Linked DNA regions of Homo sapiens: region 2 is linked to region 1. The links are chromatin loops, found by intact Hi-C in ENCODE. Cell type or tissue: heart right ventricle. All regions are shown on one strand. Each heading gives the region's core, and the rest is flanking DNA. Links, peaks and the distances in the headings are about the cores only. Region 1 holds the start of TP53BP1 (tumor protein p53 binding protein 1). Region 2 holds the start of SERF2 (small EDRK-rich factor 2).

What was found. Hi-C counts contacts between places; a loop is a spot of excess contacts. Peaks named below come from ENCODE experiments on the same cell type or tissue, not always from the same donor. Only the 100,000 strongest peaks of a DNase experiment are listed, where the experiment ranks them.
Region 2: a loop joins it to region 1, with 7 times the contacts of the local background. A loop is called at or near these places in 3 of 110 quality-filtered maps.

Annotation. Positions count from the first base shown.
Region 1 is chr15:43,490,032-43,498,356 of GRCh38, reverse strand. It overlaps TP53BP1 (tumor protein p53 binding protein 1), which reads left to right and starts at 5,201. Exons shown (of 28, transcript NM_001141980.3): 1 at 5,201-5,320; 2 at 5,889-6,073; 3 at 6,262-6,355; 4 at 6,604-6,688. The coding sequence starts at 5,314. RefSeq lists enhancers at 2,763-3,263, 4,760-5,466, 5,467-6,175. In heart right ventricle, for the core only: no CTCF peak of the experiment used is centred there; a DNase peak (open chromatin) is centred at 5,116; H3K4me3 peaks cover 2,064 bases; H3K27ac peaks cover 1,572 bases.
Region 2 is chr15:43,788,669-43,796,993 of GRCh38, reverse strand. It overlaps SERF2 (small EDRK-rich factor 2), which reads right to left and starts at 4,674. Exons shown (of 3, transcript NM_001018108.4): 1 at 4,611-4,674; 2 at 3,911-4,019; 3 at 915-3,284. The coding sequence starts at 4,617. The coding sequence ends at 3,221. SERINC4 (serine incorporator 4) reads left to right here. Exons shown (of 12, transcript NM_001258031.2): 7 at 54-149; 8 at 252-378; 9 at 767-839; 10 at 1,258-1,306; 11 at 1,453-1,606; 12 at 1,781-2,832. The coding sequence ends at 1,994. It overlaps SERF2-C15ORF63 (SERF2-C15orf63 readthrough), which reads right to left and starts at 5,018. Exons shown (of 6, transcript NR_037673.1): 1 at 4,611-5,018; 2 at 3,911-4,019. It overlaps MIR1282 (microRNA 1282), which reads left to right and starts at 3,235; the gene lies at 3,235-3,335. RefSeq lists enhancers at 950-1,449, 1,450-1,951, 2,673-3,526, 3,862-4,191, 3,980-5,179 and 2 more and a silencer at 4,912-4,991. In heart right ventricle, for the core only: no CTCF peak of the experiment used is centred there; DNase peaks (open chromatin) are centred at 4,363 and 4,793; H3K4me3 peaks cover 3,797 bases; H3K27ac peaks cover 5,373 bases.

The DNA.
Region 1 (8,325 bases), core at 326-8,325:
TATTAACTGAGATCACTTGGTTGAGTTGGTGAATACCAGGTTTCTTCACTGCAAATTTACCACTTTTCTCTTTGTAATAATTCAGTACATTTTAGGGAGATACTTTGAGATCATGTATATACCCTCTTTCACCATATTATGAGTTTTAGCATTAATGATATTTATTTTGAATCATCTTTATTGTGAAACATAGCACACATAAAGTGAATAAAATAAAATATAAATGTACAAATTTATGAATTATAAATAGTATACCTGTGTAATGCCTCTGGTAATAAAAAATAGAACATTTCCAAGCACCTCACATGCCTCTTAATGAATTACAACCCCACTGTTACCTATACAATTAACCATACATTCTTTTATTGCAATCCTGTTATTAAAATTTTTTATGATCTAAGTACACATCTTTAAATATTAAAGTTTAGTCTCATTGAAAAACTTTTGTTACTGTAGTAAAATACACATAACATAAATGTACCATTATAACCATTTTTAAGTGTATGGTTCAGTGGCATTAAGTACATTTACATTGTTGTGCAACCATCACCACCATCCATCTCCAGAACTTTTTCATCTTCCCAAACTGAAGCTATGTAAATCATTAAACAATAAATTCCCTTTCCTCCCTCCTCCTAGCTCCTGGCAGCCACCATTCTACTTTCTCTCTTTCTGAATTTGCCTACTCTAGGTACCTCGTATAAGTGGAATCACACAATATTTGTTCTTTTGTGTCTGGCTTATTTCACTTAGCATAATGTTTTCAAGGTTCATCTGTGTTGAGCATGTTCATATCACTCTCGATTTTTATTCTATAGTACTGGCTTCCAGGAAGTTAGGAATTGGAAAGAAAGCTGAGATGGTAGAGAAGAGCCAGGATTTATCGAGTCACAGGATGAGAATTTTGAGGAGGGAATGGCAACAGCATCAGACACTACAGACGTCAAAGATAATGAGGTAATTTGTTGTTGTTTTTTGAGGCAGAGTCTCACTCTGTAGCCCAGGCTGGGGTGCAGTGGTGCGATCTCGGCTCACTGCAACCTCTGCCTCCCAGGTTCAAGTGATTCTTCCACCTCAGCCTCCTGAGTAGCTGGGAATACAGGTGCACACCACCATTGTATTTTTAATAGAGACGGGGTTTCACCATGCTGGCCAGGCTAGTCTTGAACTCCTGAGCTCAAGCAATCAGCCTGCCTTGGCCTCCCAAAGTACTGGGATTACTTGAGCTACCGCACCTGGCTGATAATGAGGTAATTTGACAAGAAAATTTTAGAATCAGTCATTAACATGTTTAGAGTAACTACTTTGTGTCTGGCATTGTGCTAGGCATTAGATTTATGGAGGTTGAAGCCAGACTGCAAACGTAGAGAAGTAGAGTGGACAGGAGATGATACTTGGATGTGAAGATTTGATTACTTCTATACAAAGAGGGGAGAGGCTGGGCACTATGGCTCATGCCTGTAATCCCAGCACTTTGGGAGGCTGAGGTGGGCGGATCACCTGAGGCCGGAGTTCGAGACCTGCTTGACCAACATGGAGAAACTCTGTCTCTACTAAAAATACAAAATTAGCCAGGTGTGTTGCACATGCCTGTAATCCTAGCTACTCAGGAGGCTGAGGCAGGAGAATCAGTTGAACCCAGGAGGCAGGGGTTGCCGTAAGCGGAGATCACACCATTGCACTCCAGCCTGGGCAAAAAGAGTGAAACTCCATCTCAAAAAAAAAAAAAAAAAAGGAATATATGATTGTTTTCCTATCATTAAATTTGGCACTTGTCAATTCTCCTCAGTAGAGTACTCTGCCACTGAGCTCCAAAACTATGAGTTTTCATAAGATCGTGAAGCAACTTTAAAGGTTGGTGGAATACCTGTGAGGGAAGAATAAGCTGGGCTAGGGTTCTTTTGCTTAAGAAGTCTTTGAGGAGGCTTCAGAAAAATACTCACAAACTAAGTCATATAGTATTTAGATTTGTTGTTTGATGGTTTGAAATTTATTATATAATTATAGGACCAAATGAGATGATCCCAACTTAATGACATCTATCTAGGTTTTAAAGATAGCAGTTAAAGACAATATGAGAGGAAATGGCTTTAAATTCTATAATAAAGGATTTAGGTTAGAAGATTAGAAGATTAATATTAGAAGAAAAATTTCTGACAATGAGGTTTGTTAAACTTTAAAGCAAGTTAACCTAAGATCTGATGAGCCTTCTCTGGGAGGGCTTTAGAGGTAAGTTAGATTTCTCTGTCTAAGGTGGTTTAGGAAAAGATGTTACCTGTAGACAGGTAGATGTGCTGTTGGTCCTTTGCAGTCTAGGAGTCAATAAAGGCCTTTGGCTCATCTAGCTGCAACCATTCTGCCTGTAGTTTATTTTTCTGGATAATTTAATGATTAATTTAATTGCCACACTGCCTAACAAGGAATTAATAGTTTTTCTTAACAGTTTTTTTTAAGATTCTTGTTTAGTAATGCAAATGGCTCACTCATTTATTTATCTATTTTTAGTCAGGCTGAGGTTTTTAGGCTTTTTTTTTTTTTTTGAGACGGGGTCTCACTCTGTCACCCAGGCTGGAGTGCAGTGGCGCGATCTCTGCTGACTGCAAGCTCCGCCTCCCGGGTTCACGCCATTCTCCTGCCTCAGCCTCCCAAGTAGCTGGGACTACAGGCGCCTGCCCGCGCACCCGGCTAATTTTTTGTATTTTTAGTAGAGACCGTGTTTCACCGTGTTAGCCAGGATGGTCTCGATCTCCTGACCTCGTGATCTGCCCGACTTGGCCTCCCAGAGTGCTGGGATTACAGGCGTGAGCTACCGCACCTGGCTTTTGTGTGTGTGTGTGTGTGTGTGTGTGTGTGTGTGTGTGACGGAGTCTCACTCTGCTGCCCACGCTGGAGTGCAGTGGCACGATCTCGGCTCACTGTAACCTACGCCTCCAGGGTTCAAGCAATTCTCCTGCCTCAGCCTCCTGAGTAGCTGGGACTACAGGCGCCCACCACCATGCCCAGCTGATTTTTTGTATTTTTAGTAGAGGCGGGGTTTCACTATCTTAGCCAGGATGGTCTCGATCTCCTGACCTCATGATCCGCCCGCCTCGTCCTCCCAAAGTGCTGGGATTACAGGTGTGAGCCACTGCGCCTGGCGGTTTTTAGGTTTTTATTGTTGTTGTTTCAGACAGGGTCTCACTCTCTTGCCCAGGCTGGAGCACAGTGTTGCAATCTTGGCTCATTGCAACCTGTGCCTCCTAGTTCAGGAGATGCTCTCACCTCAGCCTCCTGAGTAGCTGGGACTACAGGCACATGCCACCACACCCAGCTAATTTTTTTCGTATATTTTTTAGAGATGGGCTTTTGCCATGTTGCCCAGGCTGGTCTCAAATTCCTGGGCTCAAGTAATCCACCTGCCTCTGCCTCCCAAAGTGCTGGGATTACAGGTGTAAGCCACTGCGCCCAGCCATTTTATGTTTCGACAAACACACTTGTCAAGTAATCAAACAGATCTGTTTATTTGTGCCTCACTTGGGGAGGAAGCAGAAGCAGGCTGGAGAAGAAAAGCAAAAAAATGGTAACTTTTGGGGGATTTTTATGGGACTCAAGGTCATGATTTACTCATAACAGGACCTGGTTGGTTGTGCCCTCTCAAATAGAGCAGATGAACTCACTTTGTCCAGCTAGTGTAGTTAGTATTGCTCTAACCTGGTCTTTAAGTATTAGATTTGTTTAGTCACTGGTGTTCTGCAGCTTTAGGAGTGGAGTATGAAAAGAGTCAATTATAAATGATTTTAAGATTAAGAAGTGAGATGCATCTCTGTGTGGTCCATTTCATTTTAGCTCCACTAATAAAACATACTGGCGACCATAATTATATTCCAGTTATAGCAGTAATAGATTCTAGATTTTTCAGGACAGTTTCAAGGAGTCAGTCCTTTTGTTCCCATAAGTAACGTGTATTCAGACAACATGCTTTGAATTTGGTTTGGAAAATAGGATCACTGTAATTTATAGCAGCAGTGAGAAGACTGGTAGGAAGCTCCACTTCAGCTTTGCCTATATCACGTGCTGAATTGGGCATTTACAGAAATGGAGAATCATGGTTGGGCTGTGCCGAAATAAATCTGAGCCTGGGGTAGAAAGAGAAAACTGCCTCATATTGAATGCCTACTATGTATATGTTTGGCACTGTGCTAGGTGCTTTCCCTATTGACAGCTGCTCTGGCTAGAATTCTATCCTGGATCCAACTGCCACTTAAATAATATACCCCCACCCCTCAACAACAACAACAACAAAACAAACACATATGCCACATGGGGCTTAGTTCATTAAGACTCGTCACAGCTGCCACACCCTCTTTAAGACCCTGGCACCATAATTAGGATAATAGAATCTCTGGGTTTGGAAGTATCTTTGAGGTCATCTAGTTAGAAGGGGTGGCAGCTGTTCTCTTTACCATGGAGTTTGAGAATGACAGTGCTCAATTCTCTCAATGGGAGGTGCAAAATATGTCTGGGGCTGTAGTCTCTGCAGGCAATCCCATAAAAGATAAGGCAACGATAAACAAGTGTGAAGCTTGAAATACGTCCTAGGCGGAAAAGGGCAATGGGAAGAAATATGGCTTACTGGAGCCCTTATACAATGTAAAAACAAACAAATACTAAAAACGCCCTGGCAGAGATGTAATGTCAGGCCCTTGGATTCAGGGTAGAGGCCCACAAAAGGGATCCTGATTGACACAGGTTAACCCTGTGTCAAAGAAGAAAGAGTCTCTTCTGTTGGGTTCACCAGCTCTGAAGTACCTAGCCATCCTCAAGCCGCTTCTTCTTTGCCCTGTTATGAGAAAGCTGGGAAACTCTCTCCTTTTCCAGGAAAGAGGGTGAGGGACGGGGATTAAGGGGCGTGAACGAGAAAAAGCAGGTAGAGGTACTGAAATGTCTGAGTAGTGGTAAATGCAATCGTCCTGGAAGCAGGGGAAGGTATTTCACGCCCTCTCAAGGTCCCTTCGGTTCAAGGATACCGTCATTCTCCGGCTCTACTAAAGGGGAGGGCCTGCAACGTCCATGCTGCCATGGAAACGCGCCGCCGTGTTCCTTTTTCTTACGTGGGGCAGGGCACTCTGCCGCAGCTACCTATCATCCACGGGATTTCTTGAGTGGCGGGCGGCGGCAGCGAATGGACGATCCGATATTGTGTGACGTGACGGGAAAGGGGGAGTTCGCGGCCGGTGGCGGCGGTGGCGACAGCGGCGACCTAGGGATCGATCTGGAGGGACTTGGGGAGCGTGCAGAGACCTCTAGCTCGAGCGCGAGGGACCTCCCGCCGGGATGCCTGGTACTGTTTGGAGAGAAATGGGAGTGCAGTGGGCTCTGAAGGCCTGGATTTCGGGTCTGAAGGGATGGCTGACCGGAGGGGGCGGGGTGGCAAGCATGGCGGCGGTGACGGGGAAGGGGTTGGAGGGCCCTAAGGAGGGGGTGGGGAAACGTTAGCTAAGAAGGCTTGGTGGTCGTGAGGAAAGCTGAAAGGCTGTGGGGCCTCTGGCGAACAGATTTTAGAAAACATTCTTTTGGGGGGAGGTAGAGGCGCCAGAAGGACGTGGCGGGGGGGATGGAAAAAGGGGCGGGGAGAGAAGAGGTTAGGAAGGAGGGGAAAGGGTGTCTACGAGAAGGTGATGAAAAATAGGGAGGGATAGTCAGGCTTATTGTAAATAACGAGGAATGGTGACTTGGTAGGCATGATAGGAAAGTGCTTGCAGCAATTATAAATATAATATTCTAATTGGAGGAGTCCTGAAGTGGTCCCGTTTCCCAGCTCTTGTACTTCCGCCCCATTATTTAGGTTTAGACTGCGTGAGCAAGGCTAGTAGGTTACACGGAACTGATCTTTTGTTATTCCATTCCAGGGGAGCAGATGGACCCTACTGGAAGTCAGTTGGATTCAGATTTCTCTCAGCAAGATACTCCTTGCCTGATAATTGAAGATTCTCAGCCTGAAAGCCAGGTTCTAGAGGATGATTCTGGTTCTCACTTCAGTATGCTATCTCGACACCTTCCTAATCTCCAGACGCACAAAGAAAATCCTGTGTTGGTGAGTGATACCTTGTTTGAAGAAGATTGAGCAGATTTTTTTTTTTAAACCGAAAACCAGCAAACATAAGTATTTAGAAGATCATTACCTTCTCAATAAAGTTGATTGGAAAAATTGTTCACAAATAGTAGGTTTCATTTTGAACTATTTCATATATAATGGGGATATTTTGTATGTGTATTTTCTAGGATGTTGTGTCCAATCCTGAACAAACAGCTGGAGAAGAACGAGGAGACGGTAATAGTGGGTTCAATGAACATTTGAAAGAAAACAAGGTTGCAGGTGAGGTGTTTAAAGCTATCTGTCCCCTTTGCATTTTTTGGGTGCTCTTGTTGGTGCTGGGTGGATTTAAACTTTATGTGGTTGTGTCGAATGTATGTAAGGAAGCCTACTGTGGTATCTGCGTAGTAGTCACTCAAAAGTTGATGTGCTAGTGTCACTGATTAGATTGGTATTGTCTGTATTCCTGATTTTGTATTAAGGTTTGTTGGTAAATGTCTTTCATGCTAATATCCAGTTATTTTTTTCAGACCCTGTGGATTCTTCTAACTTGGACACATGTGGTTCCATCAGTCAGGTCATTGAGCAGTTACCTCAGCCAAACAGGACAAGCAGGTATACAGTGTTTGAAGGGGTTTATTTAAATGTATTATCAGATTTGTTCTTTTATCTGTACCTGTTGCCTCATCCCAAGGATAAAAGGATTAATCTCTTTCTTGTGGATTAGGAAATGGGACTTGAGGGTTGTATTAGATAGTATTGTAATAGTACTGATAGCTGGAAACTGTTTTGTGAAGGTAATAATTTTTATACCTACATTATTCAAATCATGATCTGTCTTGTGCATGTGAAACAAAATAAGCATTCCTCCTAGTAGAAAAAAATTATTAAAAAGTATTTAGGGGCCAGGCATGGTGGCTCATGCCTGTAATCCCAGCGCTTTGAGAGGCTGAGGCGGATGGATCACTTGAGGTCAGGAGTTTGAGACCAGCCTGGCCAACATGGTGAAACCCCATCTCTACTAAAAACAGAAAAATTAGCTGGGCCTGGTGGTGCGTGCCTGTAATCCCAGCTATTCAGGAGGCTGAGGCAGGAGAGTTGCTTGAACCTGGGAGGCGGAGGTTGCAGTGAGCTGAGATTGTACCAGTGTACTTTATCTAGCCTGAGTGACAGAGTGAGACTCCGTCTCAGCAAAAAAAAAAAAAAAATTTAGGAGTATTATCAGAACTATTAGGCATGTTTTCCATCTATCAACTGAAGTACCCCACCAGTTTTAGATCTAGAATGTTTAATTCTTACCCTAAACAAGATTCAATTGTTACCATGTCTTTTGCATATCTTTATAATACCCATTTTTTGAGTTCATGCTCTGTGTTAGGTCCTGTATTGGACGTTTGGCATATAGTATAATGTTATTTAATCCTATTCTTAAAGCAGCTGTACGATGAAGACATTACATTACTTCCATTGTATAGACGGGAAAATTGATGGACAAAGAAATTAGATAACTTGCTTTAGAGTACATTGCTAGTAAGTGGCAGAGCTGGCTTTGAACCTGGTCCTAATGACTCTAATGCCTCCTCTTTCATTCTAACTAATCAGTGCTTCTCAGTCTTCCGCCCCAATATTTCTAAGGTCCAAGGAGAATGTAGAGAACTTCAGGAGTTTTGGGGTGGTAGAAAGGGGAGGTGGTTAGAGAGGAGAATGTTAGCTTGAGATGGTTAAAGACTATTGTTTTTTCTTAAAAAGAAATGGTTTTTGGCTGGGCGCAGTGGCTCACACCTGTAATCCCAGCACTTTAGGAGGCTCAGACAAGAGGATCACTTGAGCCCAGGAGTTTGAGATCAGCCTGGGCAACCTAGTGAGACCCTGTCTCTACAAAAGAAAAAAAAAAAGGACTGGGTGTGGTAGCTCACACCTGTAATCCCAGCACTTCGGGAGGCTGAGGTGGGCGGATCACCTGAGGTCAGGAGTTTGATACCAGTCTGGACAACGTGGTGAAACCCGGTCTCTTAAAAATACAAAAATTAACGAGGTGTGGTAGCGGGTACCTGTAATACCAGCCACTCAGGAGGCTGCATCAGGAGAATCACTTGAACCTGGGAAGCAGAGGTTGCAGTGAGCCGAAATTGTGCCACTGCACTCTAGCCTGGGTGACAGAGCGAGACTCTGTCTCAAAATAAAATAAAATAATAAAAAAAAAAATAGCAGGGCATGGTGGTCCGTGCCTGTAGCCCCAGCTATTCAGGAGA
Region 2 (8,325 bases), core at 72-8,071, 300 kb before region 1:
AAATGGAGGAAATTACCAGCCTGTAGACTAAAGCAATTATACTTACTCCCCAGAGCAACCCCGCTCTGGCCTCCTACAAGCTTCTGTCATCAGCTGCTATATCATGTATCTGACTTTCTCTGCACTGTCCAGCCGTCCTCCAGAGAGAGGTAAGGGACAGGACCTGGATTCTCCATGCTAAGACCTTTTTTTGCCCCTGCCAAATACCTAGCTCATTGTTAATACCCATCTCTTCTGTTGTCCCTTCCCAGTAATCCTTCAAGGACAGAATCACACCCTGTGCCTGCCTGGCCTGAGTAAAATGGAACCCCAAACACCAGATATCTCTCTAGCAATGCTGAGTGCTAGCATCATGTATGCTTGTGTGCTTTTTGCTTGGTGCGTAAAGGTGTCAAGGGTGGAGGTATGAAAGGAGGGTGCCCAAGACAGGGAAGGATGGTCAGGACAATGTCTGGGACCATTATTTAAAGTTTAGAGCAAGACTAGAGTGAGAAAAGCTCCCCACAAACAGGGACAAATTCTAAGAATAGTACTTTGTCAGATGATCTGTATGAGATGAAGGGGGTGGGGGGAATGACTTGAGAATTTAAAATATGTCCAAAGACCTTAGGGCTCTCACATGAATAGAATTCTAAATCTTTGGTGGAAAAGGGCACAGGGAGTATGGTACCCTTTTGAGGATTACCAGTATGGACCAATTGGTAGTAAATGCCCCCAGATAATCCCTATTTAACTAAACCAGCTTAAGAACTCTATTCTTTCTCAGCAATGAGGCCTCCTACCTGGCTGAGGTATTTGGACCCCTGTGGATTGTCAAGGTTTACAGCTATGAGTTTCAGGTGAGGATAAAGAGCTCCATATCCCCAACACCCTCCCTCCCCCACACAAAGACACACACACATCCTACCAACCTCTACCCAGAATGCTCAGATTATAGCTGCTGTTACCTTTTATTGAGTACCCACAATGTGCTAGGCAACTGTGCTAGATACTTTTACATAATCTCATTTAATTTAACCCTCACAACAACCCTGTGAGGTAGGTATTTGCTCCATTTTACAAATGGAGAAATCGAGGCACAAAAGATTAAACATCTTACCAAAGTCTGCACAGCCACTTATATGCTGGAGCTAGAATTTGAACCCAGGTGTGCCTCCACTTTTTAATACTAGACCAATCTTTTCACGGGGGAAGTTTCCTAGATTAACACCCTCACATCTTTTAAGACCATTCCAAAACCTGCGTTCTGTTTTGCAGAAGCCCTCACTGTGTTTCTGCTGCCCTGAAACAGTGGAGGCAGACAAAGGTGAGTGCCAAGTGAGGAACCATAAGAAGTGGTAGATCTCTGTGGAGTGCCATAAGAACCCTCAAGAGCCTTAACAAAGGTAGTTGGGGGAGAGGGGAAGAGGTGTTTCAGCAGCTCTGCTCCCAGCAGCCATTTCCTCTCTCCAGGGCAAAGGGGTGGGGCTGCGAGGCCAGCTGACCAAGAAACCCCTCCAGCTCCTCCAGTCCAAGTCCAGCATCTTTCCTACAACTATTCTGCCTTCCACTTCGTCTTCTTCCTTGCCTCACTCTATGTCATGGTTACCCTTACCAACTGGTTCAGGTAAGATGGAGTGGGCCTTAGATACTCTCCTGAAGAGCTAGCTATTTTAAGGAAAGAGCAATTCAAGGCCATTCCAGACACACATGGGTCTGCCATTATATTTGGTGAGGAGGTAGAACAGGTCTAAAAGCTAAGGCCCTTCATATTCTCTAACCAGAGCCTTTGGTTACACAGCTATGAGGGAGCAGAACTGGAAAAGACCTTCATCAAGGGTAGCTGGGCCACCTTCTGGGTCAAGGTTGCCTCATGCTGGGCCTGCGTACTCCTCTATCTGGGGCTGTTACTGGCACCACTCTGTTGGCCCCCCACCCAGAAACCCCAGCCCCTTATCTTGAGGCGCCGCCGCCACCGCATCATATCCCCAGATAACAAATATCCTCCAGTCTAAGTCCTTTTCACAAACTGGGGTTCCCCTGACATTGTACTCCTAGAGTTGGCTCAAGGGGAGCTGTCCAGCCCAGCTCAATACCTCAAGGACACACAGGGAGTTATCTCCGTTTGGGCTGAAGTCAATACTATGAACTGGAAGAAGTGGTCAAACACAGTCTAATGTGCTGGGCAGAGTGTCTGACTCACTGGAGCTACTGTTACATCTGCATCCCAGCTCAAGAGCCTAACACCCAAATCAGCAGCTCAAAGAACCACCGCTGATCCCAGCAGACAGTGTGGCACCAGCCCTTTCCTGGCTCTTGGGCTGGAAGTGGGGGTGGGGAAAGACCAACAGGGACTGAAGACTCGGCTCTGCCCTTGGAGAAAGGAAAATAAGGAGTTCAGCCCTGGGCACACGGATATAAGAAGCCCAGAACCACAGAACAAACCAGGGCATAGAAGAAAGGAGCACAGAGGCTACCCCAGGTTTTAATCCTGATTTTGAGGTCAAGGGAAGCGGGAAGACAAAACCACCCTCATTCCATGAGGAATGACAGAAGAGAAAGTGAACGCTTGACAGCAGCTGACCACGGGAAGTCGGTGAGCAGCAGGATTTTTTGGCCAACTTTCAAGCAGACGAACAAACTGAGGAAGAATGAGGAAAAGAGGCATAAACACAGATCTTGCAGCATTCACTCTTAGGCCAACTCCATCCTAGAGATGGTGTTCAAGGGTGGGGAACAAAAATCACAGAAAAGAAGTCTCTATGGTTCTTAGAGGATTCCTCTACTGCATATCCGGAGTACTTGTTTGGTTGTCATTGTATAATAAAGGCTTCTTCTGTGATGTTTCACTTATTAAGTCTACATACCCACAATCTGAATCTAAAGAGTTCTCCCTTTTTTGGTGGGAAAGGGCAGTCATTCTTCCAACCCCATCCCCCCAAGTCCCCAGTCAAACCAGGCGCTCAAGGAATTACAAAGCTACTTTTAATACTTTGGGGTGAGCCCCACAGGAATAAAAAACACTGGGAAGGGGTAACCCCCTCACCCCCGGGAGTGGCCCAGGGGGAGAGAGGCTACCTGAGGGGAAGGAAGCACAAAAGGGACCCGCTGCAGACTCAGGGCAAAGGGAATGCCATCGGTGCTGGGACCTGTGAGCACTACAGGAGGAAACGCGAGCGTGGTGGGACTGGCTCCAGGCACACAGGCGAAGGGCAAGAGGGTTGGACACGAAGCCACAAAGCTACTTGGGTTCCTCCTTCTTCTCGTTTGCCTTTTTCTGCTTCTGCTGCATGATCTCCGAGTCCCTGGGGGTAGAGATGATGGGGCACTGGGAGGTACCAGAGGGCAAAAAGGACAAGATGCAGGGGGATGAAGGGCACAAAGGATAAGATGGAAGTGGATGGGACTAAGTTCAGCGTTTGGCTGCTGTACTCCCACCCTAGGAGAACAAGAGGAAGAGAGCTGAGGCTCAAAAGGCGACCAGTCTCCATCTGGCTGTTGCCCAAGGGGTCAGAAGTCTGGTGACACAGGCCCAAGGGTCTCTATTCTGTATTGAGGACCACACCCAGCAACACCAGTGAGGAGGTTGGGAGAAGGGAGGAGAACCGAACAGCAAGGAGGGCCAAAAGTACTGGGCTGCCGTAACCACAACTGTATTTGAAATGTGAAGCTCCCTGCCCTTGCCCTTAAGGTCAGACCCAGGGACGCTCAGAAATCAGACTGAGGGCAGGCGCCCGCCCCCGTCCTTTCCTGTAAGGCTGTGAGCTAACAATTTGGAGGGTGGGGAGGAAATAAAACCCTAGAGGAAGCAATGCACTCTGCTCCTCACGACTAGTCCACATTCAAGCCCTGAGGTAGCTCTCTTTCCTTCTATAACCCTTGGTCTAACCCAGGTCTCCACCGTCCCTTTCCCTCCCCTCCCTGGGGCTACCTCTGCTTGCGGGCGGCAGCAGAAAGCCCGTCATCTCGGCGCTTTCCCTTAACCGAGTCGCTCTGCTTTTTCATATTCTTCTGGCGGGCGAGCTCACGCTGGTTACCGCCTAAGGAAAGAAAATTAAAGGTGAGACGCGGGGGCCGCTCTGCCCACACACCGGCGACCCTTCTACCCCAGCGCGGCCAGCAGCAGGATCCAACACCACTTCAATCTCCGGGCCCCGACAACGGCCCATCGAGGCCCAGGCTGCTTGGGGTAGGGGGGAGTGGCGAATCTGCCACGGGCCAGGTCAAAATACGGACTAGAGAAGGGAGGTCCCAAGGGGCCAGCTGGAGGCGTGTTTTGGGGCGGCGTGGGGCCCAAACAGCTGGCAAGGTGTGTGTGGACGGTTTGGGTCTCCGTGGGGGATGGGCTGGCTTGTGGAGTGGGGGCTCTGGGCCTATCACAGGGGCGCTGGCCTTCTCCTTACACCGCGGAAGATCCGGGAGGGCCTATGCCTAACCCGGGAGGGTGGTCCCGTGAAGTAGCCGTGGGCAAAGGGCTCGATTTCCGGGCACCGAGTGTGAGGGTGGCCACAGAGCGCGCCCAGAGAAACGCCTTGCTAGGGAAGCTACGGAAGGTCAAAGCCGGCGCCTCGCCGGTGGTGTTTAGGGTGAACGGAAAGAAAAGGGCAAGGAGAAGGGGGCTCGGTGCTCACGGGTCATGGCGACGGCAGCGGCTCCAACCTGCCTCCGTTACGTCCCCTCGTTCTGTCGGACGTTGCAGGTCCCGCCCCTTCTGGCAACGTAGCACAGTCGTTCCTTTCCTCCCCGCCCCTTCGCGCCCGGGAGCCGGCTCCCATTGGACAAGAAAAAGCACGTGGATCCACGGGTCGTGCTTGAGCCGGGGTGGGTAAGTGGCGGAGGGTCGCAGGCGGAGCGCTCAGCGTGGGGCGGGGCTTCCCGAGTGAGACGTAGGGACGGGCCTGGAGAAACTAGGCCGGGTCACGTGGGCAGGTTGGGGGTGGAGGGGTGCGGCTGGCGATGTGGCGCTCCCGCGGGCTCGAGCACGTGACCGTGCAGAGTGACCTCATGCGGGGACAGTTTGGGGTACTGACAAAGTCGCCCTGAAAGAACGCCCGTAGACAAGAGGGCGGGGTTTCAGCCAGTTCTGTGTTACGAGTACTCTACTACTAAACTTGTGCTTACTTAGGACCACCTCTCAGCCACTTATTTGGACACGAGTTGTTCACAGCTCGCTTAAAATCAAGTACAAACACAACTTCAGAAACCCGCTTCTACTCCCATTGTCCCCTTCCACGCCCCTTCACTGTAGAAAATCGCAGCAACATCTGGTATTTCCTAAAACTCTACCCTGTTCGTTTTCCCCCAGAAACTTTAAATGTGAACATGCAGCTTGGAAGTATTGGAGGACTCCAAAAGTCACAGACTATGGAGTTGGATCAGTGGCTGAGATTAGATAATTCACATATTCGCTTTTCCCCTCTGGAGCTTTTCTTACTGTACCATCGCCACCAGCCACCCGGTTTTGTATTAAGACCCTGGAGGGCCGGGCGTGGTGGCTCACGCCTGTAATCCCAGCACTTTGGGAGGCTGAGGTGGGCAGATCAGAAGGTCAGGAGTTCGAGACCAGCAGCCTGACCAACAATGGTGAAAACCCTAAAAATACAAAAAATTAGCCGGGCGTGGTGGCGCGCCTGTAATTCCAGCTACTTGGGAGGCTGAGGCAGGAGAATCGCTTGAACCCGGGAGGCGGAAGTTGCAGTGAGCCGAGATCGCGCCATTGCACTCCAGCCCAGGCGACAGTGCGAGATCCCGTCTAAAAAAAAAGTTAATAAGAATTAGCCGGGCGTGGTGGCGGGCGCCTGTAGTCCCAGCTACTCAGGAGGCTGAGGCAGGAGAATGGCGTGAACCCGGTAGATGGAGCTTGCAGTGAGCCGAGATCGCACCACTGCACTCTAGCCTGGGCGACAGAGCGAGACTGCATCTCAAAAAAAAAAGAGTTAATAAGAAAGGCTGGGCAAGGTGGCTCACGCCTGTAATCCCAGCACTTTGGGAGGCAGAGGCGGGTGGATCACGAGGTCAGGACATCGAGACCATCCTGGCTAACACGGTAAAACCCCGTCTCTACTAAAAATACAAAAAAAAAAAATAGCTGGGTGTGGTGGCAGGCGCCTGTAGTCCCAGCTACTTGAGAGGCTGAGGCCGGAGAACCGTGTGAACCCAGGAGCAGCAGCTTGCAGTGAGCCGAGATCACGCCACTGCCCTCCAGCCTGGGCGACAGAGCCAGACTCCATCTCAAAATAAATAATAAATAAACAGTTAATAAGAGACACCCAAGCTGGAGTGCATTGGCGTGATCTCGGCTCACTGCAACCTCTGCTTCCTGTGTTCAAGCTATTCTCCCACCTCAGCCTCCCAAGTAGCTGCGATTACAGGCACCCGCCATCATGCCCGGCTAATTTTTGTATTTTTGTTTTTCTGGAGATGGGATTCCATCATGTTGGCTAGGCTGGTCTGGAACTCCTGACCTCAGGTGATCCGCCCTCCTTGGCCCCCCAAAGTGCAAGGATTACAGGTGTGAGCCACGGTGCACAGCCACAATTGGGTATATCTTGATGAGCACAGCATATTCCTATAATCATGAAAGATACAGAGAAAAAAGCTCTCTCACACTTTCTCTCTCTCCCTCTCCCTGTCTGCCTCTCTCTCTCTAATATCCATATATGTATTTATATGTCTGTCTATATATATGAATTTTTGGTTTTTTTTGAGACAGTCTTACTCTGTTACCCAGGCTGGAGGCTGGAGTGGTATGCTCTCGGCTCACTGCAACCTCCACCATCTTGTATTCAAGCGATTCTCCTTTCTCAGCCTCCCGAGTAGCTGGGATTACAGGCACCCGCCACCACGCCCGGATAATTTTTTTTTTTTTTTTTTGAGATGGAGTCTTGCTCTGTCGCCCAGGTTGGAGTACAGTGGTGCGATTTCGGCTCACTGCAACCTCCACCTCCCAGGTTCAAGCAATTCTCCTGCCTCAGCTTCCCGAGTAGCTGGGCCTACAGGTGCGTGCCACCACGCTCGGCTAATTTTTGTATTTTTTAGTAGAGACAGGCTTTAACCATGTTGGTCAGGCTGGTCTCAAACTCCTGACCTCAGGTGATCCACCTGCCTCGGCCTCCCACAGTGCTGGGATAACAGGTGCAAGCCACTGTGCTCGGACTGTATTTTTTTTTAGTAGAGACAGGGTTTCACCATGTTGGCCAGGCTGGTCTCGAACTCCTGACCTCAAGTGATCTACCCACCCCAGCCTCCCAAAGTGCTGGGATTACAGGCTTGAACCACCATGCCCAGCCTATATATGAAAACTGATCATGATAATAGCTTTAAAGGAAAATAACAGATTCCACGCAAGGATGATATTCAAAATGTTTCGCAGTGCACACAGCTTAAGCACTGACCCATAAAAACAGATGTCAGTGTAATTTGAATGAAGACTCTGTGAACAATTCCACCTGGTATGAAGTAACTAAATAGTACTGCTGGTGCTATGAAGGGAGTACACCTGTGGACTCTGTAGACTTTAATTTTGATTAGGGAGGTGAAGTAAGTGATATTTGAGCTAAAGCAAAAAGATGAGAAATTAGCCAAGCCCAGGAGGGAAGGGCAGGGAGAACATTTCAGGAGGGAACAGCACGTGTGAAGGCCCTAAGGCCCTCCTCCCTCAGGTCATCCCATCAAGAGCCACAGGATTATTGTGTAGGTAAAGGGCAAGTCACTAATGCCTAATGAGCAGGGTGGTGTGAAACTAGGTCAGATAGGGAGGTAGGGTTGTGACAAGATCCAAGTTACTACTGCTAATATAACTACTAGCTAACATCAGGTGGGTTTTTATTTGGTACATTTAGTGTACTTTTCTTTTTTTTTTTTTTTTAGACAGAGTCTCACTCTGTCGCCCAGGCTGGAGTGCAGTGGCGCCATCTCGGCTCACTGCAAGCTCCGCCTCCCGGGTTCACGCCATTCTCCTGGCTCAGCCTCCCAAGTAGCTGGGACTACAGGCGCCCGCCACTACGCCCGGCTAATTTTTTGTGTTTTTGGTAGAGACGGGGTTACACCGTGTTAGCCAGGATGGTCTCGATCTCCTGACCTTGTGATCCGCCCACCTCAGCCTCCCAAAGTGCTGGGATTACAGGCGTGAGCCACCGCGCCCGGCCCTAGTGTACTTTTCTTATTTGAGCCTTACGATGACCTTTGGAGGTGTCATTATCCCCCTCCTACTGATTTAGAAACCTCGGCCCTGGCAGGTTAAATAACTTTCTCAACGAAACTGAGATAATAAGGGGTGGAGCTGAGAGTCTAACCCAGCCTGTGCTCTTCATTAGCATAGTGTAAGCTTTGAAAAGATCACTTTAC